Linked DNA regions of Homo sapiens: regions 2, 3 and 4 are each linked to region 1. The links are chromatin loops, found by intact Hi-C in ENCODE. Cell type or tissue: PC-3. All regions are shown on one strand.

Region 1 (2,500 bases):
GAGGGATAGACCTCATTGGGAACAGAATGTGAAGACCAACAGAGGTTGCATTAAGCAATCTTCCCTGGGAGAACCAGGCTGAGCCAGAAAAAGGAAATTCTTCTAGACTTCACTTGGAGTGGCCAAAGGCTAATGATAACTTTCCCTTCCAATTGACTGAACCCATATTTTATGTGCAGTGCTAGGCTAAGGGTTCATATGCATTTTTGTTGTTTGATCCTCACAGAAAGCCCAGGATAGCGGAATCAGTATTTATATTTTGCATAAAAGGAAAGAGGCTCAGAGAGATGGAGCAACTTGCTGGGGAGTCCTAATCTAGTTAGGATTCCAAACCCAGGTCTGTCAGGCTAGGAAACCCATGCTCTTCTATTGTGCTAGCCTAACAGGACCCTCAAGGACCACCTGTTGAGACCTTTCTTTTGTCCCCATGACCTCCTCTGCTCAGAGGTGCTCCCTGTTCCTAGTCAGCAGGTGCATTTCACAGACAGCAACAGTAGTTCTGCTCCCTACCTGCCAGCTTCTTTATATAGATTTTACATGTGGGGGCTCTTTTAATCCAGGTGGCCCACAGGCAGTACATCTTCCATAGAGGAGAAACTGAAGAACAGGGAGGTTAAATGCCTGTATGGTGGGTCACCAGCTGGTCTATAGGAGCACTAGGATCAGCAAAGGAACTGTGTGGTCTAGATGAGAGGTTTTCCTTTTGAGAGGCATGCCTATATATATGTTTTTTTTTTGAGACAGGGTCTCGCTGTGTTATCCAGGCTGGAGTGCAGTGGCATGATCATGGCTCACTGCAGCCTTGACCTCCTGGGCTCAAGTGATCCTCCCACCTCAGCCTCCCGAGTTGCTGGGACTACAAGCACTGCCACCATGCTCAGCTAAGAGGCATGCCACTACTTCCCTTCCCACTCCTTGCCACCTGCACCTTCTGACTCACTCTAGTTGAAAGCCCTGGGGGAAGGAACAAACTCTGCAGCCTGACTGCTGTGTTTAATCCCAGCTCTCCTCTACTAGCTGGCAAGTCACTTAACCTCTCTGTGCTTCAGCTTTCTTATCTGTAAAGTGGGAATGAGAACTATACTTCCCACATCATGTAAAGCCCTGGTATTCTGGCCTTGTAAAATAGGAACTAGTGGTCCCAAAACAGCAGTGTGCTGGTAAAAGTTTAGCAACCAGCCCTTGCAGTCAGGACCCTGACTTGTAGCATCTATTCCCTTGAGTGTTAATATTGTCACCTTGGCTTATTTTATCCTGTCAATGTCTCTGAATGCTGAGCTGGGAAAAGATGCTAACAATTAGCCTTCCAGAGCCTAAGGGCTCCACCTACCGTCAAAGGCATCTTTAGTCGATGGCATGTGAGGAGTCAAGCTTCCTGACCTACTAGCCAGTCTCCAACTTAATATGGCTCAGACTTACATCGCTTTTCTTGAGTGACTGGTTCCTACTGGGGACACATTCTTTGTCACCACTAAAGGATTCTTCTTCACCCAAACTTTCCCTTTTACTTCGCCACCACATTCTGCTGTTTTCTGTTCCTTTGCCACTCCCTTCCTGACCACTACTTCCCTTCCCACTCCTTGCCACCTGCACCTTCTGACTCACTCTAGTTGAAAGCCCTGGGGGAAGGAACAAACTCTGCAGCCTGACTGCTGTGTTTAATCCCAGCTCTCCTCTACTAGCTGGCAAGTCACTTAACCTCTCTGTGCTTCAGCTTTCTTATCTGTAAAGTGGGAATGAGAATTATACTTCCCACATCATGTAAAGCCCTGGTATTCTGGCCTTGTAAATGTCAGCTCCTAGTAGCATTCTTTACTCCTGGGCATCCTTGGCTGTCTAAGCATCCCCAATTACTCCTTCCCTGTGCCTGTCCCAATGGTGCCATAAGAACGCCAGGACCCCTGGCCCCCACAACTGCCCCATTGTCCTATTTGGCTCCCCCTGAGTAGCCATGAGGTCACTCCCAGTCTCCCCACTGTCCACCACTGTCCACCTTTCCCCAATGTCCACAGCCACCCACACTCCCATATGCCTCAGCCCACTCCTCTTAGTAGATGTGACAGGCTTTTTGCCTTCATGAAAACAAGAGCGTGAAGGACACAGGCCTTCTCGGGGCGAGGCCGAGAGCTGCTTCACCACATTGTTACTCTTGCACCCCACTGTTTCAGGTCAGGTTACTTTATCCTGCTCCTTTCCATGTGGCCCAAGGTGATCACCTTGGTTTATGCAAGGTGTAATGATAGGAGATTTTCTTTTCTTCTTTTTAAAAGAACTTAAAAAAAACCTTATTACAGCTTATAAAATATATTTGGGCACCCCTCCCCAAAGGCTTAAAACTTTCACATATCCTTGGCTAAATTGTGAACGTGGACTATGTGGGATTGGCCAGGGGCAGGCTGGAATTTGCTGAAGGAACTACCTGTCATACCAGTTCCCTTTTAGCTTATCTAATCACTCCATTTCATCCAGACTGAGATAGATGGCTCACATTTTTGTTGTT
Region 2 (2,500 bases), 290 kb before region 1:
TTCCAGAATAAATTATTTAAAAGTCCCATGATTAAAAAGCCTCGATGAAATTAAAAACATTCAACAACCCCAGAGGGATCCCTAAAATTAAAACTCATATAGACTCAGCCTGTTGTCCCCCCACCGCCTAGTGAGAGCCACTGGGAAGAGCTCTGAGGTCGTGCTCAGGGCAGGCGCTTGGTGGGTCAGGTCCAGAAGAATGCCTCCTCATCATAGCCTGCCCAGTCCCCATAGGTGTACAGCAGTCCCAGGTGACAGCATCATTTACCTCCTGCAGTCAAAGGTGATAAAAGTGGTGGGACAATTCCTCTCAAACACCACTCTGGAGATGTCAAAATATAAACATCTTGAAAAGCTGGGCTCTTCATCAAACTGTGGCCCACCAATGTTTGGGGATCCCCAAGATCCCTTTAGAGAGTCCATGATGTCAAAACTGATTTTATTACAGTAATTGCCTTCTGTGATTGACATTGCAACTAACCTTTAAGAAACTACCACTTGTTGAATTGTGGTCTAGTATATATTTTAAAGCCCACATTTACCTGAAAAGGCTATAAGAACACTCCTCTTTTTTCCAACTACACATCTGTGTGAGGCCAGACTTCTTCCTATACTTCAAATAAAACAATATATCCCAGGTTGAATACAGGAGCAGATGTGAGAAGCCAGCTGTCTTCTTTTAAGCCAGACACTAAAGAGATTTACAAAAATGTAAAAACAATGCCAATATTCTCATCACTTTTTTATTTGGAAAACAGTGTTATTTTTCACAAAAATATGTTATTCATACTAACACATAATAGGTTTATTACTATTATGTTGAAAGAATTAATAAATATTTTAGATTTTTCTATTTTACTTTCTAATACCATAAATATCAAGATTTAACCCACATTAACAGAAGCTCTTTGGGGTCCTCAGTAACTTTAAAGAGTATAGAGGGGTCCTGAGGCCGAGAAGTTTGAGCACTTTTGGACTAGAATTAGATTCCTGGGATGATTTTTACAAGTCCTAGGCCCGCAGAGCTGCCCACGTGCTTATGCAGAGAAGGAGCACAGGCTACAGAACAGACACCCCAAGCCACTGTGTAGCCTGATCTGTGCTATAAAACTTGAGGAAAGTGGGATGACTCAATGGATTCATTGCTGAAAAATTTGTTCTTGCACATTTTCACATCCGTTAGGTTTGGTCCTTTGTGTCATCAGCATGTAACTCTCCTTTCAGCCACAAGATGGCACTATTTGCATAGAAAATACTTTCTCGGGAGCCGTGTCTCTAAATTAGCTGTTTCCTAGAGAGATTTTGGATGGGGACAAGGAGGGTTTGGCGTTTGGCCCATCATATCCCTCCATACGCTGAATGTATTAGGATGACTTTCCTCTTCCGTTCCTCTTTGAAAACACCGATATTGAGGAACTGGTAAAAAGAGATTCTTTCTAATATCCACCCAAAGAAACCACTAGCTGACCCCTGAGAGAGGGACTAACTTTTCCTTGCCCCTTCATTAAATTCTTTAATCCCACTTCAGTTAATTGTTTCCCATCATTTATATTTCAGGCAATAATCTCGGGAAAGGAGTCATGGAAAGGGAGCAAAGCCAAACCCTGAACCAGCACAGGTAACTGTAGCCACCAGAGTTAACTGTGTGAAGAATGTTTCCCCAGAGGACTTCTCACGTGTTGTGTAAAAGTAGAGAAAGAAGGCTAGGGTCTAATTTACAACATAAAAGAGCCTCAGGAATATAAGAGGCATGGGAAGAAGTGAGACAGGTGTCCTTGAAAGAAAATGCTCCAAAATGTCTGATCACCTTTACTCTCGTCTCCCCTTCCATCTAACCCAGGTTCTCAAGCCCTGCACTTGACAATCACCTGAGGAGCCAAAAAAGACCGACAGGTGCCTTTCACCAGTGAAGACTTTGATTCCATAGGCAGGTGGGGTCAAACATGGGCATTTTTAATATATATTTTTTAATTTAATTTATTTTTTTTTTTTGATACTGAGTCTCACTCCGCCGTCCAGGCTGGAGTGCAGTGGTGTGATCTGGGCTCACTACAACCTCCGCCTTCTGAGTTCGGGTGATTCTCCTGTCTCAGCCTCCAGAGTAGCTGGGATTACAGGCATGTGCCACAGTGCCTGGCTAATTTTTTTGTATTTTTAGTAGAGATGGGGTTTCACCATGTTGGCCAGGCTGGTCTTGAACTCCTGACCTCAAGTGATCCGCCAGCCTCTGCCACCCAAAGTGCTGGGATTACAGGCATGAGCCACCAAGCCCGGCCATGGGCATTTTTTTAAAAGCTCCCAGAGTGAGTCCAACCTTCAGTCAGTTTGAGAACCACCAAGCCAACCAAATCAGCAATTGCTCAGACTGAGTGATAAATCCCAAATCATTAGGGAATTCTGGTTTAAAACAATGCTTGGCAAAACCCAGTCTCATGAGCGGATGTAATCTAAGTTAAATCCATTCTCACTGCATCCTATCCCACCCCATTTTATGACTGCG
Region 3 (2,500 bases), 170 kb before region 1:
GAAACAAATGGACTAAAAATACAGGAGAAGAAAAGGGTCCCCATCCCCAGGGGAAGGGAGATAGTTATTAGAGATGGTAAATGAATACTAGGTGAATGCTGCACTGTCAAATTTAACCACAACTAAAACACTTCTTTTTCAATGATCAAACAGAAGCTCTTGGTCTTCAGGTAGCATAGGTATCCTATAAGACCCATGGCAACTTTCACGTTTATATAAATGAATGTGAATAAAGGAGAAAGGTATATGAAAAAATAAACCAAGACAGGCTTGTGATATATTTATAATCGCAGACTATCTCCACCAAGCCCACTCATATGGGCTTTATGGTCTCTCTAAAGGAATTGTGGAATCACAGCATCTCCACTTTAGGGTGGATCTGGGAACTCATCCATCCCAAGATGCCACATGGAGCAGTGCTGTCAAGAACAATGACCCCACTTTACAAAGCAAGTCTTATTTTTCCCCTTACCCTCTGTTTTAATATAAGGTGTGGCTGGTAGAGAAATGGTGAAATGAGAGGAAGAAAGGGTAAGGCTGCAGAAGACGCTGGCTTCGCCCCTGCCCCACGGAAACCTCAGAGGTAAACACAGCCTTGTCCCTTCATCTCCCTCCCCACCCCATCCCCACATGCAGACCCCACCTTTCCCTGCACCCCTCCCACCTATGCAACTTGTCCTGACTTTTACACTGGAGCCCTACCCTATTTCTTATGATAAGATACCCCAAAAAGATTCCTCCTCTGAAATAAAGATGAGGCCTGCCACAGTCATTTAGGTACTCCAAGGTTCACTGGTATCCTCTAAGTAGTCTTTACCTTTTCCCAAGGGAATCTGAGTAAGGGGAAAAAAAAAAAAGATGAGAGAGAATGGAATCATGGGGGGCGGGGGGGAATGGTGTTTATCTAAGGAGGAGCAAACTATAAAAGGGTGGGTATGAGGCACATCCTCGAAAAGAGGCTCCTACATGTTTGTGGGCATGCAGGAGGAGCTCTAGTGACCTCCTGGCTTGGGAAGGCAGAGAAATGGACTTAATGCCTGTACTTGGCGGCCAGGAAATAGTTCATTATGTTTCTGGTGGTACCTTTATGAGTTGGATCACTGCCATTAGATGATACAATTAGTTGGATTTGTAAGTTTTTGAAGGACCCAAACACTGGGAATAGTCATCAATATGGTGCTAGAGGGCTCTGACCTCAGCCCTGTCTGGTTCCAAAATTCTGTCAATAACTCCGATGAGGATATTTATGGCATATTTGTCCAATTGAGAGTTGAGGTGATGCTAGGGAGAAGAGCAATATTGTTGGATGACATAATCAGGATCATCCAAGATATGCACCAGATCCCTGATGAGACACAATGGTGATGAATGTGAAGCCTGTATTCAGGTTAAAATAAACACACCTAAGTACATGTTGGTGAAGACATACCCTAGCAACCACATATGTGAAAAGGGAATTTTGATTGACTCTGCGTGTGGTATGAGTCAGCACTGCATTGTGGTTGCGAAAAAGCAAATGTGGTCTAACGCTGCATTCATGGAAACAGAATATTTAGACTGTGGCTTATGCTAGGCTTGCCGTATTTTATGTGAAGCAGACCACACCAAAAATTTTGTGCTTAGTTCCTGACCTGACTCTAAGAGAAACACAGGCAAACACTAGGAGAGAAGGGACTGGCAGCTCCTTTGTGGTCATGGAGATGTTTTGTCTGGAAAATAGAAGGCTTCCATGAAACGTGAGAACTGTCTTTAATGAGTGATGCATTCTCCTATGGAAAAAGAGTTCCATTTGCTCTGTGTATCACCTATGACTGGACCTGGACCAATAGTGGGAATTACGGTGAGCCAGATTTCAATGCCACAGAAGACTTTCCAAAGGAACAAGGTGTCAGGATGTTGTAGAGGGAAATGTAAAGATGAGTTGTTGGATCAGATCAGTGGTTCTCAAACTGTGTTCCCCAGAGATTCCTCAAGGAGAGGAGTGCAAAGAACAGAAGCGGCTCACACACCCCACAGCAAGTAGAGCAGCTCCCCCAGTCTGCTTGCACAGTGGCCATCTGCTGCAAAGGAAAAGTTTGATTAAACAACTGGGCTAGATCAAAGTTCCCCATTCAACCCTGAAGTTCCAGGATTTAGTGATTTTTGAGATGACGTCTCTGAAGAGGCTGCCTGGAGAAGGGAGGATGCATGTGAGCTCTGCAGCCAGAATCACGAGGTTCAGATCCTTGTGCATTCATCTGTTATTGCTACAGAACAAATTAACACAAACTTAGCAGCTTAAAACGACACCCACTCACTAGCTCACAGTTGCTGTGGGTCAGAAGTCCAGGTGTGGCTTGGCTGGGTCCTCTGCTCCAGGTTTCCCAGGTTGAAATCATGGAGTCAGCTAGACCGTGTTCCTTTCTTGAGCTCAGGATTCTCCTCTCAACTCATGTGGTTGTTAGCAGAATTCACTTCGCTGAGACTGATGACTGAGGTCCCCATTTCCTTGCTAGTTGTT
Region 4 (2,500 bases), 230 kb before region 1:
AGAAATATGTTGATTTGATGGAATCACCTGAGGAGCAAGTGTAAAGGAATTTGGAGACTGATTAATGAAGAAAAATTAAAGAACACATGTGCTCCACTTGGCAAAGTGACAACTGAAGAGGAAATACCTGCAAACATCTGGGAGAGCCAGATTCCTTCACTCGGCTCAGTGGAGGATGACTCGACTCACAGAAAAACACAGGTAGAGGCTTTGGAAAATGAAAGGAGCCAAAGTTTCACCGATGTAGAGAATGAGCTATCAAGGAAGTTGAAGATGACCTATTTTTAAAGAACATTTCAAATAAAGCTGTGTATATGGCATCATTTAAGAAACAGAGGGGAAGGACTGGGTTTCTCCCTCTGCCATCCCCTCTCCCAGAAAAGCCAGATCTGTGCTGTCACTTTTGATTTACTGATGCATACATTTGTAAATGGGCTGCAGTAGGCTTCTTCCAGGGAAGTTGGGTGAAAACAGGTTTTTCAGTCAAGCATGGAACAGCCTCACGATGAGATGACAGTTCAGAATTTGTTGGGTGATTAGCTTAATGGGCCCAGAATGGGTTGGGATCCAAATGAAAGCAAACAACAACAGCAGGAGTGGGATGTTGTGTCTGTGCACATGCTACAATATGTCTTTGATACATACATTATGCCCACGCTTGGGTCCTCAGCAGCACGTCCTCATGGACAGAGTGTACAGCCTGTAGCTATGATCTTGTCAGGCCAGCACGGCCAAATGGTGCCAGGCCTGAGCTGCGAGACTACCTGGAGGTCATCCTGACTGCTGCAAAACACCCAGATCTGAAGGCTGTTAGAGACCTTGCTTGCTAATGCTGGTTCCCTGCACTCCCCTGAGAAATTAGACATCCATGTATTCTCTTTGGAAACTCTGCTTGGGTAAGGGATGAAGGCCTGCTGTCAGTCTGACTATGAAACTCATAGCACGGATTTTTCTAACTGCTTGAGTCCCACTTGCAGAGAATAGTTAGTAAGACAAATTCCAGGAATTACTGCTGGACCCTGAGGCTGGGCCCCAAAGACAAGGGAAGTAAGTGACTTTCTGAAGATGATGAAGCCATGGAGGGCCTTGGGCTGGAGCCTGTGGTCACTAGAGGGCACCGGGGCCACATGGAGCTTCTGTCTTGAGCTACTTATTCTGTACACAGAGGCATGATGAGATTCTCCCATTCAACAGGTACTTATTGGATAAATGCAACGAGCCAGTCCTCGGGCACAATACGGTGAACAGGTAGAGAGGCCTTACGAAACTCTGCACGATCTGGCCCCCGGTCAGCATCCCCTGGTCATCGCATTTGTCTCTCCTCTTGCCCTTTAGCCCTCATCCACTCTGGCTTTTCTTTTGCTCCTCGAACACACCAAGACCATACCAGTCTTAGGGATGTCATGCAGTCTCTTCCCTCTCGCGTGCACACTGCTGGCTTCCTTATCATGGGATCTCAGCGTAAATGCTCTGGCTCCTCAGAGACATCTTCCTGGACCCACCAACCTACAGCATTTCCCCAGATACTCTCTTCAATTCTCTGTAGAGCCTTTTCACCATCCGAAACGTTTTGCTGTGTGGTTATATATTTCTTTGTTTACGTTTTGTCTTCCCATGCTAGACAGATAGCACTGTGAGAGTAGGAACCTATTTATCTTGTCCTCCAATGTGTGGGTCAGCCTTAGCCTGTTGGGTACTTTTTGTGAATTAGAAAAAGCTGTCTTTTTCAGGCAGGTGTACAGCTTGGCAATTAGACAGCACCTGTGTGTAGAGAAGATGTTTCCTCTGAGGGACAGAGCCCCAAGCCAGAGCATGTGGCCTGGAGAGGGGAGCCCAGGCTGTGTTCAGCCCCCACTTGCCCTCTCAGCTAGGCACAAATGGCACAACTGAAGTGGCCATGACTGCTGTATCCCAGGACACAGCAGGTGCTCAAAGTGTTGGACAAGTAAAAGACAGAAACCCAAAACTTGCATTCTTCTGAGGGTCCCAAACAAATAACAAGGCAACTGTAACATAGCAAGAGGATGCATACAAGGAGCATTGATGGTGGTAGGACTCCTCAGCCTTTGGAAGGCTGCATGGGGCAGGGGCAGTCAGGCTCTTCCCACACCTTGACGGATCACCTCTGCCTTGAGTAGCCCTGTCCAGGGTCCTTCAAGAGCAGTCTCAGAGGAGTGAAACCTAAGAGCAAGGCCTAAAGTCCCCAAAGACAAAGAGAAGAGTAAGTTCTGTTACCACAGCACGTGGAGCCCAGTCAAGCAGATAGGCTATTGCCTGGACATCTACTGCAGAAGCCCACAGTAAGGAGTGTCTATGTGGATGGATAGGCTCTTGGAGGATACACAAGCTGAGGTGTGGCCTGCAGGAACCAGAGGCAAGACAGGACATGGCACTGAGAGCCAGAAGTGTCTCAGCTTGCTGGCTGAAACAGGCTCTGTTGTGTCTGGATGGGTGGCCAGAGGGTGTTTTGGAGGGGTGAGGGATTATATTAAAGAAGTAA

What was found. Peaks named below come from ENCODE experiments on the same cell type or tissue, not always from the same donor. Only the 100,000 strongest peaks of a DNase experiment are listed, where the experiment ranks them.
Region 2: a loop joins it to region 1, with 15 times the contacts of the local background. A loop is called at or near these places in 86 of 110 quality-filtered maps.
Region 3: it touches region 1 in a loop (9-fold over the local background); 2 of 110 quality-filtered maps call a loop at or near these places.
Region 4: it touches region 1 in a loop (22-fold over the local background); 15 of 110 quality-filtered maps call a loop at or near these places.

Annotation. Positions count from the first base shown.
Region 1 is chr7:29,112,867-29,115,366 of GRCh38, reverse strand. The region is part of intron 2 of CPVL (carboxypeptidase vitellogenic like); the gene reads left to right. Among named protein-coding and RNA genes, the nearest start is that of CPVL, 32 kb to the left of the region's middle. In PC-3, a CTCF peak has its summit at 1,316 (motif pointing left); a DNase peak (open chromatin) is centred at 1,446; H3K4me3 peaks cover 470 bases; H3K27ac peaks cover 1,782 bases.
Region 2 is chr7:29,407,682-29,410,181 of GRCh38, reverse strand. All of the region lies in intron 6 of CHN2 (chimerin 2), which reads right to left. Among named protein-coding and RNA genes, the nearest start is that of PRR15-DT, 150 kb to the left of the region's middle. In PC-3, a CTCF peak has its summit at 1,224 (motif pointing right); a DNase peak (open chromatin) is centred at 1,191.
Region 3 is chr7:29,284,570-29,287,069 of GRCh38, reverse strand. All of the region lies in intron 1 of CHN2 (chimerin 2), which reads right to left. Among named protein-coding and RNA genes, the nearest start is that of CHN2-AS1, 77 kb to the right of the region's middle. In PC-3, no CTCF peak of the experiment used is centred here; a DNase peak (open chromatin) is centred at 1,449; H3K4me3 peaks cover 247 bases; H3K27ac peaks cover 2,500 bases.
Region 4 is chr7:29,344,416-29,346,915 of GRCh38, reverse strand. The region is part of intron 1 of CHN2 (chimerin 2); the gene reads right to left. Among named protein-coding and RNA genes, the nearest start is that of CHN2-AS1, 140 kb to the right of the region's middle. In PC-3, a CTCF peak has its summit at 1,099 (motif pointing right); a DNase peak (open chromatin) is centred at 1,125.